Linked DNA regions of Homo sapiens: region 1 is linked to region 2. A link is a loop called in an ENCODE intact Hi-C map of the cell type or tissue named here. Cell type or tissue: PC-3. All regions are shown on one strand. Links, peaks and the distances in the headings refer to the core of each region. The heading gives the core; the rest is flanking DNA.

Region 1 (8,331 bases), core at 127-8,126, 60 kb after region 2:
AAATATATACAGTATTGGCTGGGTGCAGTGGCTCATACCTGTGATCCCAGCACTTTGAGAGGCCGAAGAAGGTGGATTGCCTGAGCTCAGGAGTTTAAGACCAGCCTGGGCAACAAGGTGAAACCCTGTCTCTACCAAAAATACAAAAAATTAGCTAGGCGTGGTGGCATGCGCCTGTGGTCCCAGCTACCCGGAAGGCTGAGGTGGGAGGATCACTGGAGTCTGGGAGGTGGAGGTTGTGGTAAACAGGTCATGCCACTGCATTCCAACCCAGGTGACAGAGTGAGACCCCCATCAAAAAATATATATAGGCCAGGTGCGGTGGCTCATGCCTGTAATCCCAGCAGTTTGGGAGGCCGAGGTGGGCGGATCATGAGGTCAGGAGATCGAGACCATCCTGGCTAGCACGGTGAAACCCCATCTCTACTAAAAATACAAAAAATTAGCCGGGCATGGTGGCGGGCGCCTGTAGTTCCAGCTACTTGGGAGGCTGAGGTAGGAGGATGGGGTGAACCCGCGAGGCGGAGCTTGCAGTGAGCTGAGATTACGCCACTGCACTCCAGCCTGGGTGACAGAGTGAGAGTCCATCTCAAAAAATATATGTGTGTGTGTGTGTGTGTGTGTGTGTGTGTATATATATACACACACACACACACACACACAGCCTTATTGATGTATGATTCACATATCATAAAGTTCACCATTTTAAAATGTACAATTCTGTGGCTTGTAAAAGTATATTTACAGATTTGTGCAATTCTCAGCACAGTCATTTTGAGGACATTTTCATTACTCCAGAAAGAAACCCATGCCCATTAGCAGTCATTTCCCCTTCCCTCTTCTTCCCAACCCCCAGCAATCACTAATCTACTTTCTGTCTTCTATGGCTTTGCCTACTCTGGAAATGTCATATAAATGGAATCACACACGTGACCTTTGTTGCCAGCTTCTTTCACTTAGCATGTTTTTGGGGTTCATCCATGTTGCAGCACACATCAGTTCTGCATTTCTTTTCTTGCTGAATAATATTCCCGTTTTATGGATATGCATATTATTTAATCATTTATCAGTGGACGGACATCTGGATTGTTTCCACTTTTTGGCTATTCCTAATAATGCTGCTATGAGCATTTGTGTGCCTTGTTCCATTTTTAAATGCTCCAAATGCATAATTTTCTTTTTTTCTTTTTCTTTGAGACAGGGTCTCACTCTGTTAATCGAGCTAGAGTGCAGTGGAGCGATCATGGCCCACTGCAGCCTCGATCTCCTGGGCCCAAGCCATCCACCCACCTCAGCCTCCCAAGTAGCTGGGACTACAGGCTTGTGCCACCATGCCCAGCTAAGTTTTTGTATTTTTTGTAGAGACAGGGTCCCACTATGTTGCCCAGGCTGGTCACGACTGCCGGGCTCAAGTGATCCTCTCGTCTGTCTCCCAAAATTCTGGGATTACAGGTGTGAGCCACCACACCCAACCTGAATGCACAGTTTTCTACTTCCTGAGTAGAAACCTTTCTACAGGTTTTTATCCTGGGGATCCTGTTAAGAGTGACCTTATTTTTTTCCCCTTACTCTGAGTTATATACACTCTTACCCTTGAGGTTCAATACAACTGTCATGGCCAGAACTCTTCCACTTTCTGCTTGTTGCTGCTTAGATTATTTCTAGTATGTTTCAGTATAATCTCCGTAGAGCAATTTTGAGGATAAGTCACTTCCTTGTTGCTTCAGTCCAGCTTCTCCTATATCAATAATCCTACCTAGTTAACTAGTTAAAGCTATATTCTGGCCCTCTTACTTTGTAACCTTCCAGTTATAAAGTTTTGGTTTTTCATGTTTTCTTTTACTCTAGGAACTTGGTGGTGATTCTGAGCAATTTTTTTTCCTTAGCATTAATTTACAGAAATACACGTATTCTCCTTGTTTTGGTGGAAGCTGCAGCTGCCAATCATCTCTCAAACCCTGTGGGTAGCTGCTAAGCTGTATTTCAGAGGAATGTCACAATCATACCACTGGGGAGAAAGAGTAAGCACAGTGCTTATTAGGTGCCAAACTGGGGTACCTGGAGGCAGAAACCTCTGTTGGCTCTTGGTGTCACGTGTGCCTCTAAATGATGCCACTTCAGTCTGAGGATCGCTCTTAAGCCTTCTGTCCTTACTGGTATCTGTAATGCCGTTACCTCAGGAACACCTTCCTGGGCTGTTTTTACTCTTAACAGGGCTTGGCTCTGCTTCCATGCCCAGGGGGTGAGTGTGACTAATGTAAAATGTTTATTTCTTCAAACATTTGAACTGGGTAATTGCAGGTTCTCTCTATCCTGTTTTCCCCTAGGTCCTCTCTAGAGAATCCAGAACCCCGAACTCGGGCACGAGCAATCCAGCTTTTGTCACAGGTGCTACTCCACTGTCACACCTTGCTCCTGGAGAAGGAAGGTACTGGTGTCACTAATAGGAATGTCTTCCTGGATTGCTGAGCCCAGGTCTCCCATGTCTATTCAAGCCAACTTTACAGGCAGGGAGGGAGGGCTTAAAGTATCTATGAACTACTAATTCAAGGTCTTCATTCCTCACTGGTATATGTGGCAGAGATGATTAGAATTGAGACACAAGACACATGGATTTCAATATAAAACGTTAGCTGGGCATGGTGTTGGGCGCCTGCAGCTACTTGGGTGGCTGAGGCAGGAATCGCTTGAACCCAGGAGATGGAAGTTGCAGTGAGCCGAGATCACGCCACTGAACTCCAGCCTGGATGACAGAGCGGGACTCCATCTCAAAAAAGAAAGACACATGGATTTCAAATGTAGCCTTAGACTGTTTTTTCAGTGTATTTTTCCCACTCCGTAAAATGAACAGAGCAGTATTTCATAGGTAAAGATGAAAAGTAATGAAATATCGGCATGCTTTGAGGTCCTGAGGGGGAAAAAGGACAACAACTTATTTATCTTGTATAGCAGGGGTAGGCAAACTATAGCCTGGTTTTTTTGTTTTGTTTTTTTTGTTTTTTTGGTTTTAAGGAGCAGAGAGTTTAATAGGCAAGAAGGAAGGGAGGAGGAAGAAGCTCCCCTGTACAGAGACAGAGCGGGGCTCCAAAGCCAAGAGAGGGAACTCCGCCTGCCACAGATACCAGCTAGGTAATATATCCAGAAGCTGGAGGAGGCGGTGTCTGATTTGCATAGGGCTCGGGGGATTGGTTTGACTAGGCATGTCATTCACATAGCCGGCAAAAAAGCTGGCCCTCCTACCCGAGCCTTTTAATATGCAAATGCAGGGCACCATGATATTCTACACATGTGGGGATACATGGGGGCAGCCATGTTGCCAGGAAGGTGGGGAAAGGGCAGGAACGCCATGGGAATCGCCATATTTGGGTGGACCCAGTTTCTAATGGATTTCATTTGCATATCAAAGGTTGCGGCCTGGCACTAAGAGCCAGGGCTTTACAGGAAACTTTTCTGGAGATGCTTTTAAAAACAAAAACTTCCCAAGGACCCCTTTTCCTCTCTATTTGCCTAAAATAATTTCTTTCTTTTTTTTTTTTCTTAACTGTTCAAGGTTTATTGGGGGTTTTAGTTGGTATAACACTTGGATAGTTGGTTGCATTGTTTATATGTAGATGTTTTTACATTATATGGTAATGTACACTACTGATATAGTTCACAAAATAAGATCCTTTGGAAGAATTATGCACAAGACATATGATATTAGATTTATACACTGGATCCCAGGATGTGACTGATTGGGAAAAAATGTTGGACTAGGCATGTTCAGTGAAGGAGCCAGGAAGTTATATAACACACAGTAAACATCCACCTGGCTCAAGGGGCAAATGCAGCACGTAATAATTTCTTAATAACTCCTACAACATTCCCCCCTGTAGAGATGCCACACTAACTGCTGTTACGGGGTTTGGGGTGATGACTCCTGGCTACTTCCTACTGAAAAGGGGCGTCGAATGGGGAACAGCAGCAAGGGCTCCTCCTGGGGTTGATCTAAGGGTCCTCACAAGAATGGCGTGTCAATGTGAGGTTCAGTTTACAGTACCATTTGGAGTTTGATTGCTTCAGTCTGATGAACGAATTTCCTTTCCCAGCCAACACACCAAAATGATACGGCTCCAATGAGTGGAGGAACACCAGGGTTCTTGGTCCTCATGCTGGTTTAGATAAAACGACACCGACACACATGAAGTGGTTTTAAGTAGCGGAGAGTTTAATAGGCAAGAAGGGGCAAGAAGGAAGGGAGAAGGAAGAATCTTCCCTGTATAGAGGCAGAGGGAGGGAGGGCTCCAAAGCCAAGAGAGGGAACCCCTTTTATTTGTTTTTTGGAGACAGGGTCTCACTGTGTTGCTCAGGGTGGCCTTAAACCTCTGGGCTTAAATGATCGTCCCACCTCAGCCTCCCTATAGGCAAGCACCACATGCCCAACCTACAGCCTGTTTGGGGGTATATGTGTGTGGGTATTTGTGTTTAGTATAATATCATCTATATAAATTTAAAAATAGATACACAGAAAAAATAATTTATGTCACACATTAAAAAAAACACATCATACACCTGTTTTTATAAACTTTTATTGGAACATAGCTACACTCATTTATTTCCCTGTTGTCTATGCTACTTTTTTGTTAAAACAGCAGAGTTGAGTAGTTGGGATAGAGACCATACCCTGTAAGCCTATATTTACTGTCTGACCCTTTAGGAAAAAATTTGTGAACTCTAGTTCTGTAGAAAGGCAGTTTTGGGCTGAGAATGGGTTTTACTGTGGACCTGTATGAGAATGGATATTAAGAAATGTTCCCCTATTTTCCCGACTGATCAGGTGTCTACCTTCAAATGGGAAGGCACAGGACATGTCTCTTGGTGAAAGAGAAAATTTGTAGTGGAACCCAAACAGAAACAACTGTTATAGACTTAGGGAAGGAACAAAGCTCTTGGGCCCTTCTCGTGCCTATGTCAACTAATGGCTGAATCTGGTTTGTGCAGTGGTACACCTGATACTGTTCTATGAGAACCGGCTGAAGGACCATCATCTTGTGATCCCATCTGTCCTGCAGGGTTTGAAGGCACTTGTGAGTTTTCCTTCATTTCATTACATAACTTTGTTCAAGGGAGCCCTTGTCTAGTTCTCTCCTTGCGCTTTGGGTGTGATGGTTCACATGCTGAGGAGCAGGTGCCCAAGTGTGGGACTAAATTAGTGTTACCAGCTCTACTTCCGTTTTCCCTCTAGAGAGTAAAAGTGTACTTTGGGGGACTGGAAACCAGAGCCATCTGGAAAGAGCTGCAGAGAACTCATCAGCTTGAGAAAGAGTCTCACTATTAGTGCTTCTTCCTCAACCAGGATGCTGTGATTCTTACAGTAGCTAATTAGGCCTGTCGTAGGGTTGTGTCTTGGAGGCCATGCTGCAATTCCTTCGGTATTCACGTACCTTCTCCTCTCCCCCAGAGCCTGTGTGTGGCCCTGCCCCCAGGGCTGGCTGTTTCTGTGCTTAAAGCCATCTTCCAGGAAGTGCATGTACAGGTGAGGGATAACAGTCATGTTGGTATTCTCCTCTGTCTCTACCCCTTGACATAACTGGGATTCAATAGCAAAAATTATTGCCTTCTAAGTTCTGAATTCTTTTGGATCTTGTGAATGTTTTTATGCTCTTCTTCAGTATGTTTATATGCTCATCTTTGTTATTGGACAAGGAAAGGGGTGCATGCCATTAGATCTGACCTGTGTCCTCTTATACCTACAGAAAGTAAGGCATCCCTCTGTCAGGCAGGTTTGAATTATTGGCACCACTGCTGTGCTGCTGAGTCAATATCCATACCCTTTCTCTGTAGTTTCTCTTAGATTGATCTTATGCTGGTATAAAGAGCACTGTTCACTTAGAGATTATGAAGCAGGAACTAGCTGTGTCAGCTGAGGTATTCTTTGAGCATTTTCTTCACTTCTTTCTCCCCCACCCCCAAGTCCCTGCCACAGGTGGACCGACACACAGTCTACAATATCATCACCAATTTTATGCGAACCCGGGAAGAAGGTAAGAGACAGAGCTTTCTGGGAAATGTCAAAAGCAAGCACATCCTACTTTTTCCCCTATTAGTAGGACTCATTTTACCTGGGGTTATATAGAAGAGCTGGTATCCTGAGAGAGAATGATAAAGGGAAAGAGGGGGTCTGCTCCCTCCCAGTGAAGTAAAGAAAGGGTAGAGTTTGTTTGAGCCAGTGTTTTAAATTCTTGCCTCCACAGCAATGTGTATATTGTTGCACATCTCTTCACTGAGTACTTTCTTGGAATGGAAAAAGGGTCAGCCCTGAAGAGAAAGGGGAGGCAATGATAGCAGAGGGAGAACACAGGCTAGGAGAAAGCCCACACTTTCTGTGCTGTGGGACAGTATAGTAACCTTATTCTCTCCTTCCCAGAGCTAAAGAGCCTAGGAGCTGACTTCACCTTTGGCTTCATCCAGGTGATGGATGGGGAAAAGGATCCCCGTAATCTTCTGGTGGCCTTCCGCATCGTCCATGACCTCATCTCCAGGGACTATAGCCTGGGTATATCGTGGTAGCCATGATTAGCTCATTGGAGCTTTATCAGATGAGTGAAGCTGATAAACCAACCTCATTTTTTCTCTGTTGCCACAGGACCCTTTGTGGAGGAGTTGTTTGAAGTGACATCCTGTTATTTCCCTATCGATTTTACCCCTGTAAGTAGCACCTTCATTGTTTGATCATATATTTATTGAGTGTCTGCTATGTGCCAAGCCCTGTTCTGGGCACTGAGGGTACAGGTCACCAAAATAGACATCCCCGCCCTCATTATTTTATATTTTAATAAACTAGGAAATGGAAAAGCATTTGACATATGAGGAATGATTCAAAGCAGCATGTATTGGGGGGAATTCTTAAGCTCCTTAACACTGTATTTAGTGCTGAAGGCTACAGGATTGCAAAACACTGTCCCTGCCCTTGAAGGCTGAAACATTTAAGTAACAATAGGAGATTAGGTAGGAAAATGAGTAGTACTATAGCTGTTCAGAGAAGACAAAAGTTCAGTGTGAGCTAGAGTAGGCAGGAACTGACTTCACAGTTAAGATAGGATTTCAGCTGGTTTGTGAGGGATGCAGAAGATATGATTCTGGAGTTGGACAGGGCATCTCAGGCTATAGAAACAAAGTGACAAAACAAAGAAGGCACAATTGTGCACAGTGTACAGAAGGTATTTGCTCTGACCCTCTTGGGCCTTCCTCCCATTCTGCAGTTGAGTTCCCTTCTACTGCCAAATACTCAAGAGTTTCATCACCGTGTGGGTGTGTGTGCTGCAAGCATTAGTGGTTTGAAAGAAATAAAAGGCATTCTATTGCAGCATGCCAAACAGCATATTGACTCTCACTGCCTTTATAATGACACCACCATCTTTGCTGTAGGGAATTTCTTACCAGCTTATTTCAGTTGACATTATGTTACTGGGGACCACCTGTCTCCTGAAATGAATCTTTTTATCTCTTTCATAATCAGAATTCTTATTCTAACCCTATACCCTTGAAATCTTGAAAGATCCTGGTTTAGCTCCCACATTCTTCTGTTTTTACTTTGGTTTTTTTGGTGTGTGTGTTTCTTTTTTGTTTGTTTTGGTTTGGTTTTTGCTTTTTTGAGATGGAGTCTCGCTCTGTCTCCCAGGCTGGAGTGCAGTGGTGCGATCTCAACTCACTGCAACCTCTGCCTCCTGGGTTCAAGCAATTCTCTGCCTCGGCCTCCCAAGTAGCTGGGATTACAGGCGCCCGCCACCATGCCCGGCTAATTTTTTTTGTATTTTTAGTAGAAATGGGGTTTCACCATCTTGACCAGGCTGATATTGAACCCCTGACTTCGTGATCCAACTGCCTCGGCCTCCCAAAGTGCTGGGATTACAGGCGTGGGCCACCATGCCCAGCCTTTACTTTGTTTTATTTTGTGTTTTGTGTTGGTTTTGAAAAGATAATTCATTCACATGATTCAAAGTCCAAAAGGGTGAGAAATCTCCCTACCATCTTTTTTTCTCCATAATCAACCAAGTTATCAGTTATGTTTGTATCTTTACAGAGCTTTTTCATCTATATGTAAGCAAATGCTTTTACCACCACCCCCCTAAAATCAATGTGTGCACATGCGGGCATGTACACACACACACACACACACTTCTCCTGTACTTTGCTTTTTTCACTGAACACTATGTCTTGGAGAGTGTTCCACGTCAGTATATAAGTTAGCTCTTTCATTCTTTATGGCTGCATAATATTCCTTTGGCCGGAAATAATGAATAATTTCACTAGTCCTCTGTGGATTGTTGCTAATCTTTTGCTGTTATGAGC
Region 2 (8,331 bases), core at 74-8,073:
TCTAGGTTACTGTCTTTCTGTCTTTCAGGTCTGTGTCTTCAGTGGGGTGAACTTGGGGTCAGAAGACCTGGGTCCATTTCCATCAGGACCTGCTGTGTGATCCAGGGCACGGGGCTTCATCTGTCCAAGCACATCTGCCAAATGCAAATGCCACTCATCAGTCTGCCTTACAGAAATGCCAAAATACTCCAGGGAATTTCTGTACGAAGTGTGAAGCGCACACACAAATGCCTAACATGCCGAGTCCTGGGAACCCCATCTTTTCAAGGCTCACCCGCTCCTTCATGTGGCATGGCTCAGGACCACAACACTGGGTTTGTGGAACAACAGAGAAGCACATTCATTCTCCTCCCAAGCCAGGCTCGGGCCATGCAGGCAGCTGTGCCTGACTCATCCCTTCCTCTTCCTCCTCCTCGGCCCATGACTCACCAGAGCTGTCAGACCAGCATCCTCCCTGGTTTCCTTCCCAAGCCATGCCTGGTCAGGATGCAGGACTGAAGCCCTCTTCCCACCAGGCGCTCCCCGCTCTCCCCAAGTGTCTCTTCTGACCCTCGGGGTCCGCATTGCACTCTAGCATGACTGTTCCCTGGGTGTTGTGCTGTGCTTGCAACTTCACTGTCACCTCTGGGAGGGCAGGCTCTTGAGAGGCAATCCAGTGTGGTCCACCAAAAACATGGTTCCTGGAGCCTGCTCCCTGGGATTCTGACTTACTTGCTCTGGAGTTTGGGAGCAGCAGAGAGGTTTAAAAGCTCTCTAGGTGATTCCAACATATGGCCAAGGCCGAGAAGTGCTGATCTAGAACCAGGCTGCCCAGCTGGCTGGCTGCTTTGGCTGGGTTTAATGAGGCCTCTGCGAGGGTTCTATGCCTGTGCTATGCCTGCATGAGGCTGACCATATGGACAGCCCTTATAGCCAGGGTGGTCAAAAGGCAAGAAGCAGGTGGCTCAGGGGACCCTCTGCTTAGGGAAACCCAGCTGCCCTGCCCAGAGGATAATCCCACTTTATAGACAGGAGAGGGCAAGCCGACCGGCCAAGAGCACAGGCTTCGGAGTCAGACAGCCTGGGACTGCAGCCCTGCTCTCCTTCCCAACAGGGAAGGCCCCTTCACCCTCCGCCTCCTGACTAAACTCAGCCTGGGGCCCAGTCTTTCCTGCCCAGTGTGGCCCATGGGACACTCTCTTTAGTGGGAACATGAAGGCCTCTTTTTCCAGGGCTGAGCCAGGGCCCTCCAGATAGAAAATGAGCAGCTCCAAGACAAGGGGATGAGTGGGAGAGCAGAGGGAGGGAGGTCCTGTTTCCTAAGAAACCCCCCACTCCCTCCCCAGCTGCTCTGGGCACAAAGAAGGGAAAAACCTGACTCATCAGTGCTGGTGTGACTCACAGGCCAACAAAACTGGCTTGCCAGACTGGTTGGGAGGGGAACCTGCTGCTGCCACCATAACTCGGGGCTGTGGGCAGGTAAAGCCCATCCCTCCATCCCTCTGGCTGTAGAGGACGCATCCTGCCCACCGCCAGATGCAGGGCCTGGGTGGTGGGCCTGGCTGGGGCACCACTCTCAGCCTGACCCCCGCCCTGGAACAGCCACAGCTGCTTCAGGAACTTATTAGCGAGGGGCGGAGCTGGGAGGGAAGACAACTCAGAGGCTTTGGAACACAGAGAGGTGGCTTTAAGAATCAGAGAGGAGGCCGGGCGTGGTGGATCATGCCTGTAATCCCAGCATTTTGGGAGGCCGAGGCAGGTGGATCACCTGAGGTCAGGAGTTCGAGACCAGCCTGGTAAACATGGTGAAACTCCATCTCTACTAAAAATACAAAAAATCAACTGGGTGTGGTGGCAGGCGCCTGTAATGCCAGCTACTCGGGAGGCTGAGGCAGGAGAATTTCTTAAACTAGGGAGGCGGAGGTTGCAGTGAGCCGAGATCGCACTACTGCACTCCAGCCTGGATGACAAGAGTGAAATTGCATCTCAAAAAAAAAAAAAAAAAAAAAAATCAGAGAGGACCTAGGTCTAACTCCCAACTCCACCCCCTCACAGGTGTGACCTGGAACAGCTGAACCTCTGGAACAGTTTCCACATCCATAAAATGGGAGCAATAATATCCTAATATCCACCTAGAGGGACTGCAGTGAGGACTGCAGTGCTGTGTGGAGCACACAGTAGGAGCTTGAAAATGGTAGCAATTACTTACTAGTTGTAGAAATACCAGTTTTATGATTATAAGGAGTTTTTTGTCTTTTTTTTGAGACAGGGTCTTGCTCTGTCATCCAGGCTGGAGTGCAGTGGTGTGATCATAGCCCACTGCAGCCTTGACCTCCTGCGCTCAAGCAATCCTCCCGTCTCAACCTCCCAAAGTAGCTGGGACTACAGGCACATACCACCACGCCTGGACAATTTTTAGATTTTTTGTAGAGATGAGATCTGCCTGTGTTGCCCAAGCTGGTCTCAAATTCTTGGGCTCAAGCAATCCTCCTGCCTCAGCCTCCCGAATTGCTAGGATTACAGGCATGAGCCACCGTGCCTGGTAAGATATTTTTTTACATGCTTCATTTCACTTAATCCTTGTAACGACCCTGTGTGACAAATATGACTACTCTTCTTTTACGGATGAGGACACTGAGGCAATGACAGGAATCCAGTGAGTGGTTTCAGGTCCTCTCACTCCCAGCCTGCTGCCTGTTCCAGACCCCGTCATGCCTACCAACTCCCCAGGGCAGCAAGACCAACCCCTAGTGGACACACACGCAGCTGACAAGCAGAGAAGCAGCGCTGCCTCCAGCCCAGGACACAAGGCCCAGCTGACACCATTGGCCAGTCCTACCCTGCCGCCCACACAGCCTGGCTGGGGTCTAACCCACATGGTGTCTCCAGAAATTGACTCGGCAATGCCCACGTCTGCCTCCATGCCAGGCTGTGAGCTCATCAAGGCAGCAGGTGGTCTCCTTCATGCTGACGTCTAGATACCCAGCTCCTAGCCTGGACCCAGATAAGCAGTACCAGTAGGTTGCCAAAAGGCTCAGATTCCAAACCTGAGAGAGAACCCTGGCTCTGCACTTATGTGCATGACTTAGGCATGTTATTCAACCTCTGAGAACCTCAGTTTCCGTATCTAGAAAATGGGGCTAATAACTATACCTTACAGGAGTAGCACAAGCACTACGGTAATAAGAATGACATGAACAAGAACTGCTAACATTTATTAAGTGCTTATCATATGCCAGGCAGTCTTCTAAACACTTCATATGTATTACATCATCTAATCCAAAGGCCACACAGCTGGGTGGTGGGCTGGCTCTGGAACTCCCATCCTGACCCCCACAAGATACTGCGTCTCCTGAGTGTCAGGGGACTGGTAGGTCACAAGCGCTCAGAACGTAGGTGGGAGTCTAGCCGATGCTCAGGAAGCAGTTCTAAGATGAATCAATGAATGAACCTCTTTCCATCTAATTCCATTTCCAGCACTTATTAACAAGTCCTATTCTGTGTACAGTCTAGCTGAGTTATTTGAAGTTCCTGTGAAATATAAAGCAAAAACCCACAAAAAAATGTGAAAAAACAAGACCTCAGTGAACAGAGCCTCCTTGCTCCCTCTATAGGAGGGTAACAGGATCCAGATTTCTGGAGGAGAGGCGATGACCCCAACCCTGGTGGTGCCATGCCCCTCCCCCTTCCTCAGAGAAGGTTCCAGATGGGAGGTGGCAGCCCCTCAGGAGAGGGGGCGGAAATGGTCAGAGGCTTTGGCTGCACCCAGCCCTCTGGGGGTGGTTGTTTGGAAGGGCCTCGGGCTGCACAGGCATCCCAGCTATTTGATTTGGCAATGCTTAAGGAGGTGGATCTGGAAGGAAGGGAGCTAACGGTGACAGAGCTGCCTCTAGGAGTTGGCCCTGGTGTCTGCACAGGGAGCAGGGAGAGACAGGGCCTCTTGTCCTCCCACACATCATATCCCCAGCCTCCCACCAGGCCACAAGAGCAGGACCCCCAACTAAACACAGCCCCACTTCCCTCCATGCAGGCCGTCCCCTCCCCCAAGAAAGGCTTGAGGGAGTAGGCAGGTGAGGCCTGTTTTGGGTGTTAACAACCAGTCTTGAACTTTTTTAAAAAACAGCAAAACTTCTTTTTTTTTTTTTGAAATGGGGCCTCTCTCTGTCACCCAGGCTGGAGTGCACGGGCACAATCACAGCTCACTGCAGCCTCCACCTCCTGGGCTCAAGAGATCCTCCTACCTTAGCCTCCCGAGTAGCTGGGACCACAAGTGTGCATCACCACACCCAGCTAATTTTTAAATTTTTGTAGAGACAGGGTCTCTCCCTTTGTTGCCCACACTGGTCTTGAACTCCTGAGCTCAACTGATCCTCCCGCCTTAGCCTCCTAAAGGGCTGGGATTCCAGGTGTGAGCCACTGCTCCCAGCCCAAAACTTTTTTTCGAAGTTAGTGAAAGGCTTTGAAAGAAGCCTATCTGAGGCCGGTAAAGTGGAGCTGTTCAGGGTTGGGGTTGTTGTTCCCCTGCCCATCCCTCCTGACACCTCCAGAAACCCCAGGCTCCAGAGGACATGTGAGCTTCAGCTCCTACCTGACAACTGCCCATCCCAGGCCTCTCAAGAGAAACCCGCTTGTGCTGTTAGACAGCCTTCACCTCCTGGGCAGCACCCAACTCAGCTGCCTGAACTGGGACACCTCAGGCCCAGGGCAACACAAGCACTGCCAGGCATGGCCCTAATGCACCATGTGATCTGCGCAGGTCTTCTCCCTGGAGCCACTCATCTGTAACATGGTTCCCAGGGCCCGTTCCAGCTCTAAGACTCAACTCACATCCACTTTGTGGAAAGACCTGTGCAGCGCTCCTGAGGACCACAAAGACAGCTAAGGCAAGATCCTAGCCCTCCAAAAATCCCCAGCCTCTGCCCCAAACTGCAAAGCAAACCATATGTGCAATAACACACTCACACACACATATACACACAGAAGGGTTACCAGATTCTGTGCAAAAAAAGCTTTGAGATCCAGAAGGAAGAGACTCTCATAAGCCCACAGAGACTCTGTTAAAGTAGAAACTGCTCAGATCATTCCCACAATCATTCATAAAATGTTCACTGTCATCTACCAGTGCCAGGCACGGTGGACGTCCAGACGAGCATGGCAAGTCCCTGACCAGACGAGCTCATATCACTGTCTGGGCTGAAGCTGAATCACACAAATGATACACACAAGGATCCCTCTTAGTTTTCTCAGACATTTTGTTCATGCTCACTATTTTGAATATATTTGAATGTGTAATTTAGGAAATCTTTGTAATCTGTTACTCTGTGGTACATTTTAAAAACATACAAATGTATAATAAATAATATATGTAAATTTTTAAATTTTATTTCTATTTTTACTTTTTTAAAAATAAAATAGGGATGAGGTCTCACTGTGTTGCCCAGGTTGGTCTTAAACCCCTAGCCTCAAGGGATCCTCTCACCTCAGCCTCCCAAAGTACAGAGATTACAGGTGCGAGCCACTGTGCCTGGCCAATATATGTAAATTTTAAAAACAAAGCAAAACAAGCAGGCAAACTGGTATGCGCTAGAGTAGAGGTATGTGGAAAGTCTGTTGGGGCTGAGCATGGTGGCTGGTGCCTGTAATCCAAGCATTTTGGGAGGCCAAGGCAGGAGGATTACTTGAGGCCAGGAGTTCAAGACCAGCCTGGCCAACATGGTGAAAGCCCATCTCTACTTAAAATATGAAAATTAGCCAGGTGTGGTGGCACACACCTGTAGTCCCAGCTACTTGGGAGGCTGAGGCACAAGAATCGCTTGAACCTGGGAGGTAGAGGTTGCAGTGGGGTGAGATCATACCACTTCATTCCAGCCTGGATGACAGAGAGAGACCCTGTCTCAAAAAAAAAAAAAAAAAAAAAAAGAGAAAGCCTGTTACAAGCACACACCCTGAAAGACCAGGCCTCCTTTCTGCTTCTACTGCAGGGGATGGAGGGAGCTGGGTTAGCTCATCTCTAAGGTCATGTCCAGCTCTGACCCTGTGTGACAAGGACTCTGGAAATAGGCTCCGGCTGGCTGGGAGGGCCCAGGTGGGAGCAAGCCTCACCCTCCTCCCTCTTTTCAGACCTCTTACCTCACTCACCCTCTCCACATACAGTGACCTGCCCTGCTTTGGCCTCTGCTGCTGCTGGAGGGAGAGGCAGCATACAAGCTTTGCGCCTCAGTTTCCTTCTGCAATAATGAGGGTGACAGGGGAGGTGAGGCATTTCTGATCAAGAATCCAGGTGCAAGAGCACAGGTCACATGTATCCTCCAAGCTATGTGCAGGTCGCTGGCCCCTGCTCTCTAGCTATCCTACCCCTGGTGCTAATGGGCTTGGCCTGGGAGCAGCCCCTACCACCCGACCCCCAAGGTAACCCAATTCTTCATGGTCAAATGACAGCTGGAGGTGGGGCTGGGGGGTCCTACAGCAGGAAAGGGTGATGATTACCAGGGTGCTCAGGCCCAGACAAAAGTGTCATGGCCTAGATTCATTTCAACACACAATTCCTGCGTACCCACTGTGTTTAAGATCCTGCCGGGCACTCAAGGGGCTGAGAAAATGAGGGAGACATTCTAATTACCTTAAAGTGTGTCTCAAGGTTTAAAGAGCACCTCCTCAGACAGGCCTGCCCTGCTGGCCTAACTAAAGTGGGCTCCCTCAGTCCCCACCACACCCCTTGTTGTCCGAATGCACGTCTACTCCAATTCTGCCATCATTTCCTCACTTCTCTGTACCTCTCCGAAGGTCAGCCCCTCCAAGGGAGGGCCCTGGTCTCTCCCTCACAGTTGCACCCTGTGCCTCCTCCTGTGTGAGCTGAATGAATGAATGAATGTATGACCGAATGACTCCACCACTGGACAAGCAGGAAGTGGCATAAAGGAGATTCAGAAGGCTTGGAAGGAACAAATTTGGGGAGACTTCCTAGAGGAGGAATGACATTGTGATCCTGGCCTTGAAAGAGGGTGAGGTAGGAGTCATTCCCAGTAGAAGGTACAGAAGCATCTACGGCCTGGAGTCAGGCTGGGTAGAGTGTGCAGGCCGGCAGGATAAGCTGAGGCCCCATGAGTTGGCCCAGACCCTTCAAGTTCTGATGGGCACCCTGCCCCTGGGCCCACTGGCCTCCTACGAGACACTGGTCTTCATTCTGCATTGACAAAGTCAGGTCTACATAAATGTCTGAACACAAGTCTGCAGTATGGTGGGCAGGGGTCATTTTAAAATCAAACACTAGCTGGGGTACCCACAGATTGCCCCATTTTCTTCTTCTCTAGTCTCCTTCACCCTGGCTGTCAGGCTCCTGTTCTGACCAGCCGTGCCACCACTGGGGGACTAAAGGACAACTCCCAACTGTGTCATGACGAAGACCTTGTATGACCACCTCACTCAGGTCTCTAAAGAATTTCTCTCCTGGCCGGGTGTGGTGGCTCTCACCTGTAATCCCAGCACTTTGGGAGGCGGAGGCGGATGGATCACATGAGGTCAGGAGTTCGAGACAAGCCTGACCAACATGGTGAAACCCCATCTCTACTAAAAATACAAAATTAGCTGTGCTTGGTGGCGGGAGCCTGTAATCCCAGCTACTTGGGAGGCTGAGGCAGGAGAATCGCTTGAATCCGGGAGGCGGAGGTTACAGTGAGCTGAGATCGCACCACTGCACTCCAGCCTGGGTGACTAGAGCAAAATTCTGTCTCGAAATAATAATAATAATAATAATAATAATAATAATAATAATTTCTCTCCAACTACATGTAGGTGATACATTAATTTTTTATTTTATTTTTTTGAGACAAGATCTTGCTGTGTCACCCAGATTAGAGTGCAGTAGTGCGGTCATGGCTCACTGAAGCCTTGAACACTTGGCATCAAGCGATCCTTCTACCTCAGCCTCCTGAGTAGCTAGGACTACAGGAGTGCACCACTGCACCTAGCTAATTAAAAAAAAAAATTTGTAGAGATGGGGTCTCACTTTGTTGCCCAGGCTGATCTCAAACTCCTGGCTTCAAGTGATCCTCCCATGGTGCCAGAATTATAGGTATGAGCCACTACAGCTGCAAGTAATTTTTTTTTCTTTTTCTTTTTCTTTTTTGAGACAGAGTCTTGCTCTGTTGCCCAGGCTGGAGTGCAGTGGCTCAATGTCTGCTCACTGCAACCTCCGCCTCCTGGGTTCAAGCGATTCTCCTGCCTCAGCCTCCAGAGTAGCTGGGACTACAGGCACATGCCACCACGCCCAGCTAATTTTTTGTATTTTCAGTAGATATGGGGTTTCACTGTGTTAGCCAGGATGGTCTCAATTTCCTGATCTCGTGATCTGCC

Evidence for each region. A loop is a pair of places that touch in the nucleus more often than their neighbours do. Peaks named below come from ENCODE experiments on the same cell type or tissue, not always from the same donor. Only the 100,000 strongest peaks of a DNase experiment are listed, where the experiment ranks them.
Region 1: it touches region 2 in a loop (2.7-fold over the local background); 46 of 110 quality-filtered maps call a loop at or near these places.

Annotation. Positions count from the first base shown.
Region 1 is chr10:97,475,039-97,483,369 of GRCh38, reverse strand. MMS19 (MMS19 cytosolic iron-sulfur assembly component) reads left to right here. Exons shown (of 31, transcript NM_022362.5): 3 at 2,328-2,428; 4 at 4,981-5,066; 5 at 5,441-5,515; 6 at 5,954-6,023; 7 at 6,407-6,535; 8 at 6,626-6,687. Among named protein-coding and RNA genes, the nearest start is that of MMS19, 19 kb to the left of the region's middle. In PC-3, for the core only: no CTCF peak of the experiment used is centred there; DNase peaks (open chromatin) are centred at 2,219 and 3,779; H3K4me3 peaks cover 890 bases; H3K27ac peaks cover 3,724 bases.
Region 2 is chr10:97,535,388-97,543,718 of GRCh38, reverse strand. The region is part of intron 1 of UBTD1 (ubiquitin domain containing 1); the gene reads right to left. It overlaps LOC124902488 (a long non-coding RNA gene), which reads left to right. Exons shown (of 3, transcript XR_007062259.1): 3 at 29-1,967. Among named protein-coding and RNA genes, the nearest start is that of ANKRD2, 33 kb to the left of the region's middle. RefSeq lists enhancers at 857-1,468, 1,469-2,081. In PC-3, for the core only: a CTCF peak has its summit at 3,579; DNase peaks (open chromatin) are centred at 398 and 1,388; H3K4me3 peaks cover 570 bases; H3K27ac peaks cover 2,177 bases.